Regions from separate parts of the Homo sapiens genome. Here region 1 is linked to region 2. Evidence: chromatin contacts called from ENCODE Hi-C or POLR2A ChIA-PET data. All regions are on one chromosome and are shown on one strand. Each heading gives the region's core, a stretch centred on a gene start or an enhancer-like site at or near the end of the contact. The rest is flanking DNA. Distances are from core to core; before and after follow the strand shown. Region 1 has its middle 14 kb from the start of TNFSF9. Region 2 has its middle 16 kb from the start of TNFSF14.

Region 1 (3,121 bases), core at 374-2,873, 140 kb after region 2:
ACCAAGTGAGGAAAAAAAGAAACGAAAGCAAGGTGCAGGCTGCTATGTGCAGAATGCACGCTTTGGGTTTCAGAGCAGAAATAGGTTTGTATAAAACATTTCAGAAAGATGTGCAAAAATTGAGGGTATTGGGGTGAGAAGATGTGGATGTTTCATGGTGTATGATTTTGCATGCTTGCATTTTCCATGGGTTCGTTTTGTTTGCTTTGTTTTATTCTTTTTGTTTTAACATTAAGCACAGAATCGTGGCCAGCTTTCACACACGCAGAAAGAAACCAGTGGCCAGAGCCACTTGGAGGAAGGAAACTTTTTGTACCTAGTGACATCAAAGGCAGGAAATGGTGTTTCCCTGTTGAGGGCAGTGGAAGGAGGAGTCAGGGTTGGGGAAGACCCAGGCAGACTTGGGGCAGACCCAGCGACCCCTTCCAAGAGCATGAAGAGGCAGCTCACGGTGCTGGGAAGTCAACCCGCTTTGGAAAGGGAATCCCAGCAGGGTAACTACCTGGAAAGGACTTTCCAACTCCCCTGGGGGAGGGACACAAGTAGACACACACAGACACCAGAACACAAAGGGCACACCCATTCTGGACATATACAATCACACAAAACAAGACAGACATACAGACACACCATGCAGACATACACACAATCACACACACACACACACACCTGGACACACAATCATAGATACACAACAACCATCAAAGCTAGCCACAGACCGGGTGCAGTGTCTCACGCCTGTAATCCCAGCACCTTGGGATGCCAAGGCAGTCAGATCACTTGAGGTCAGGAGTCCGAGACCAACCTGGCCAACATGGTGAAACCCTGTCTCTACCAAAAATACAAAAAAAAAAAAAAAAAAAAAATAGCCGGGCGTGGTGGTGAGTGCCTGTAGTCCCAGCTACTAAGGAGGCTGAGATGGGAGACTCGCTTGAACCCGGGAGGCAGAGGTTGCAGTGAGCCAAGATGGCGCCGCTGTACTCCAGCCTGGATGACAGAGTAAGATTCTGCCTCAAAAAAAAAAAAAAAGCTAGCAACAGACACACACAAGGACACAAGAGACATATATTCAGGGCATATAACCAAACACACCGAGACTAGAACACACCAACACAGACACACCATCACACACATACCAAAACAGACATGGAGGTACACAACACACACGTACACGGTTACACACTGAGACAGACACCCAAAGACACAATCGTAGATACACATACATGGCAGGCACCATGGCTAGTCATAGACATAACGCAAGAACACACGTTATGGGCATGCACAATCACACACACAGAGGTCCAGGTCCAATCCTACGACCATCCAAGGTCTGCCCCGCTCCCAGAGGAGTCCCCAGGGACTACCCCTCAGAACACCCAAGTTCCACCCTGTACCCACAGAGGACCACCCAAGATCCACTCCCGCCAGGGAACCCAGGACTCACCCCTCAGACCACCTAGGATCCATCCCCCAAGAGGAAACTCAGGCCCTTCCCTCTGGGGACCTCCCCCTCCCTCCCCTGAGGAACAATCACTCTGGGCCCCTTTTCTCCGCAGCGATACCCAGCTTGGGCAGCGGGCGCCCCCTGGTGGACCTGGAGCCCCAGTCCAGGACTGCACGGAGCTGGGGCCCAGGAGCCAAGGCGCGCGGGGAGTTCCGGTGCTCTAGGACTTGGGAGCATTCACGGCAGAACCGGGGAAGGAAAGAGCGTGGAGACGCGGGAAGGGGAGATGGGAGGCCGGAACTGGATCGGGCAGGGCATTAAGCGCGGGAACAGAACGTCGGAAGCAGGAATGGGTTGGAGGCGGTTGGACCGAAGACCTCCTACTCCCGCACCCCAGCCAGCCCCGCGTCTCCACCCGGCAGGTGCGGCTCCTGGACCGCGGAAGACCCCGGAGGCGGATTCCCAACGAGGCACAGCGAGGGCAGGGTCGGGGAGGTTAGAGTGCTGAGGGTGGGAGGTCTTCGGTCCCACGGCCGAAGCTCGCCTAGTCATGGCTCTCAGCCTGGAAGTAACGCCAAGAAATCGCCCGAGACTGGGAATGCCCAGCGCTCAGCCTGGATGATCACCAGCACCAACGTGGCTTTGGCTCGCGGGTTCAAGAGAAAGATGGGCCCGCCCCTTCCACGACTGATCCTGTCAGTCTACCGAAGCCCCATTCCGCTGTCATCCGCCTCCCACCTCCCTAGCTTCTCCCCAGGCCCCGCCCTCGTACCCATCCGTTTGCCTCTCAGGCTCTGCCCACTCCTCAGTCCTTCCCACTTTCCTGTCATTCTCTCGAGGACCGTCCGCTTCCCCAGCAGACTCCCAGGCCCAGCCCACTCCTCAGTTCCCCTACCCCACGGTCATTCTCCCTAGACTCCGCCCACTTCATAGTTATTTGTCTCCCAGCCCTTGCTAACTCCTTAGTCCCTCCCACTTCCCTGTCATTCTCCCCAGGCCCCGCCCACTTCCCCTGCTGTCCGCTCCAGGCCCTTCCCACGCCACAGTTCCTCCCAATATTATCTCCAGGCCCCGCCCACTTCCCCTGTTATCAGCCTCCCAGACCCTGCCCACTCCTCAGTCCCTCACACCTCCCTGTCATTCTCCCAGGCCCCGCCCATTTCCCAATCATTAGTGACCTGGGAATAGGGCCTGGAGACTCTTCGTGCCCCACTCTGTTTTCTGCTTTTTTTTTTTTTTTTTTTTTTGGAGACGGAGTTTTGCTCTTGTCGTCCAGGCTGCAGTGCAATGGTGCGATCTCGGCTCACTGCAACCTCCGACTCCCGGGTTCAAGTGATCCTCCTGCCTCAGGCTCCCGAGTAGCTGGGATTACAGACATGCACCACCACGCCCGTCTAATTTTTTTTTTTTATTGTATTATTAGTAAGGACAGGGTTTCACCATGTTGGTCAGGCTGGTCTCGAACTCCTGACCTCAGGTGATTCACTCACCTTGGCCTCCCAAAGTTGTGGGATTACAGGTGTGAGCCACCGCGCCTGGCACTTTTCTGCTTTTCTTAGTCCATACCACCCTCTCCTCAGGCTCGGCACCTCTCCCCCTTTGAGGGTTTGTCCTGTCTCAACCCCTAGCCCCTTTTCTGGGTTCTGCCCTTCCGGAGTCCTGCACCCTCTTCCCACT
Region 2 (3,058 bases), core at 349-2,848:
CCTCATTTCTACTAAAATACAAAATTAGCTGGGCATGGTGGCACGTGCCTGTAATCCCAGCTACTTGGGAGGCTAAGGCAAGAGAATCGCTTGAATCCAGGAGGTGGAGGTTGCGGTGAGCTGAGATCACGCCATTGCACTCTAGCCTGGGCAACAGAGCATAACTCTGTCTCAAAAAAAGATAAAAATAAAAATAATAAATAAATAAAAGGAATGATGATGATGCCAAGCAACCACAGATTGTCCACATGGGTGGCTGAGACAGTGACCTTTGCTTTCAAATGGTTCAGTGTACACCAACTTTGTGTCATGCACAAAATTATTAATACTATTTTATGAAATTATCTTCAGTCTATGTGTACAAGGTATATATGAAACATAAATGAATTTCTTTCTTTCTTTTTTTTTTTTTTTTTGAGGCTGAGTCTCCCTCTGTCTCCCAGGCTGGAGTGCAATGTTGTGATCTCAGCTCACTGCAACCTGCAACCTCTGCCTCCCGGGTTCAAGTGATTTTCCTGCCTCAGCCTCCCAGTAGCTGGGATTACAGGCGCCCACCACAACCAGCTAATTTTTTTTTTCTTTTTGTATTTTTAGTAGAGACGGGGTTTCACCATGTTGGCCAGGCTGGTCTCGAACTCTCAACCTCAGGTGATCCACCCCCCTCAGCCTCCCAGACTGCTGGGATTACAGGCTTGAGCCACCGTGCCCGGCCTATTCAAGGCCTAGGCGTCTTGTGTGAGTTATACATTTATATGCATCTTTTGGCTTCGGGCAGGAGCTGTTACTGTCTGCACATCTTAGACGCAGAACTGTGGACCGAGAGAGGCAAGGATGCCCTTTACCTCTGCCAAGGGTACGCAGTGGATTCAGGGCAGTTTCCTGCCTTCCCTGCCCTTGCTGGGCTGGTGGGAGGTAGGAGAGCCCCCAGCGCCTGGCCCCAACCCCCGCTGGAGTTTCCTTCACTCTCATCACAGTCTTTCTGTTTCTGTGGCTTTGATGAGGAAACCAAGGTGTGGAGAGCATGTATTGATAAAAGTCACCAGCAGCTACCAACTTCCGCGTGGGGATGGAACCTCTTGCTAAGTTTAGCCTCCAAAAATCATTCTGGGAGGCGTCTCTCAACCTGGAGGAGCTGGAGAGAGAGGAAGAAGGAGACGTGGGTGAGGAGGAGGATGGAAAGAGATGGGGAAGGGCAGATGAAGAAAGAGGGGGAAAGGAGGAGGAGGTGGCAGGAGGAGGAGGAGGAGGATGGAGAGGGAAAAAAGGGGAGAGCCAGAGGAGGAGTGGAGAGGGGAAGGAGATGAAGGGGAAAGAGAGGAGAGAAAGGAAAGACAGGGAGGGGAGGAAAAGATGGGAGGAGAACAAGGAAAAACCCCACAAAGACAGAAGCTGGTGCAACAAGAGACTGTACACCCGTACTTGACCTTCAATAAAGTATAGGGACAGAGACCTCCTATACCAGGCTGCTAACCTACTTTTCACTTCTGAGAAGTTTATCTACCTCATTTCCTCTTTTCGCCTCCTGCGCTCCAGCTTCTTTTCAGATTGCCTCCTTACCGCACCCACCAACCCACCACCACCATCAGCTCTTCCTCAGGACCTGAAGTCCACCGTCCTCACCCTACCCCCACCCCCTGGGCAGGAAATCCTCCCCCCTCTTCATCTCTTGCCAAGACCAAGAGGTGGTAGAAGTAAAGAAGCAATGATGAGAAAACAAATTATTATTATTATTATTTTGAGACTCAGTCTCACTCTGTCGTCCAGACTGGAGTGCAGTGGCGCGATCCTGCCTCACTGCAACCTCCGCCTCCCAGATTCAAGCAATTCCCCTGCCTCAGCCTCCTGAGTAGCTGGGATTACAGGCACACGCTACCATATCTGGTTAATTTTTTTTTTTTTTTTTTTTTTTGTAGTTTTAGTAGAGATGGGGTTTCAACATGTTGACCAGGCTGGTCTTGAACTCCTGACCTCAGGTGATCCACCTGCCTCGGTCTCCCAAAGTGTTGGGATTACAGGCCACCATGCCTGGCCAAGAAAACAAATGATTAATCTCATAGTAGGACGCTATGTTCCTCCTGGGGAATGCCACAGCATTTGAACACTTGAGACGCATCGTTGCAGAGAAGCAGGATGGTTCTTATCCTGGAGCCTGATGACCAGAATGTGAGACAGGGGCAAGAGTCAATTGATCAAGGTTTCTGAAGCCAGCTTTAGCACACATCTGGGAAAATCACCAGCCACAGTTGCCTCTGTGGCTGTTTTTCCAAAGAAGTTTCAGGAGGTTTCATATTTACACATTTTTCTTTTCTTTTCTTTTCTTTTCTTTTTTTTTTTGAGACGGAGTCTCGCTCTGTTGCCCAGGCTGGAGTGCACTGGCGGGATCTCGGCTCACTGCAAGCTCTGCCTCCCAGGTTCACGCCATTCTCCTGCCTCAGCCTTCCGAGTAGCTGGGACTACAGGCGCCCGCCACCACACCCGGCTAATTTTTTTTGTATTTTTAGTAGAGACGGGGTTTCACCGTGTTAACCAGGATGGTCTCGATCTCCTGATCTCCTGATCCACCCGCCTCGGCCTCCCAAAGTGCTGGGATTACAGGCTTGAGCCACTGCGCCCGGCCTTTTTTTTTTTTTTTTTTTTTTTGTTGAGACGGAGCTTTGCTCTTTCACCCAGGTTGGAGTGAAGTGGCATGATCTCGGCTCACTGCAACCTCCACCCCCTGGGTTCAAGCAATTCTCCTGCCTCAGCCTCCCAAGTAGCTGGGATTATAGGAGCCCGCCACCATGCCCGGCTAATTCTTGTATTTTTAGTAGAGACGAGGTTTTGCCATGTTGGCCAGGCTGGTCTCGAACTCCTGACTGACCTCAGGTGATCCACCTGCCTCGGCCTCCCAAAGTGCTGGGATTACAGGCATCAGCCACCGTGCCCGGCCTACACATTTCCTTAAAGAGGGGAATGGCACTGAGGAAGAAAGGCAGGTAGGCAGTAAGGCAAACCCTTACATTCTTATGAGACTTTAGTTAGTGCCCAGTAAATCTACATTTTACATAAGCTAAGGTGA

What was found. A loop is a pair of places that touch in the nucleus more often than their neighbours do. ChIA-PET counts read pairs that join two places held with the same protein, here RNA polymerase II (POLR2A). Pooled maps may share reads with other maps.
Region 1: a pooled map shows a loop between it and region 2 (3-fold over the local background). The contact joins two enhancer-like sites. A Hi-C loop is called at or near these places in 3 of 37 single-sample maps with no recorded cell type and 9 of 50 pooled maps. POLR2A ChIA-PET finds 5 or more read pairs at or near these places in 5 of 52 experiments (GM12878, T-cell, activated CD4-positive, alpha-beta memory T cell and 2 more).

Annotation. Positions count from the first base shown.
Region 1 is chr19:6,515,518-6,518,638 of GRCh38, reverse strand. No RefSeq gene overlaps it. Among named protein-coding and RNA genes, the nearest start is that of TNFSF9, 14 kb to the left of the region's middle. RefSeq lists enhancers at 396-525, 576-625, 1,967-2,507 and a silencer at 1,936-2,105. Within about 2 kb of position 1,623, at least 32 of the 41 ENCODE cell types and tissues checked have a DNase peak (open chromatin) inside an H3K27ac peak, as active enhancers do.
Region 2 is chr19:6,652,996-6,656,053 of GRCh38, reverse strand. No RefSeq gene overlaps it. Among named protein-coding and RNA genes, the nearest start is that of TNFSF14, 16 kb to the left of the region's middle. Within about 2 kb of position 1,598, at least 3 of the 41 ENCODE cell types and tissues checked have a DNase peak (open chromatin) inside an H3K27ac peak, as active enhancers do.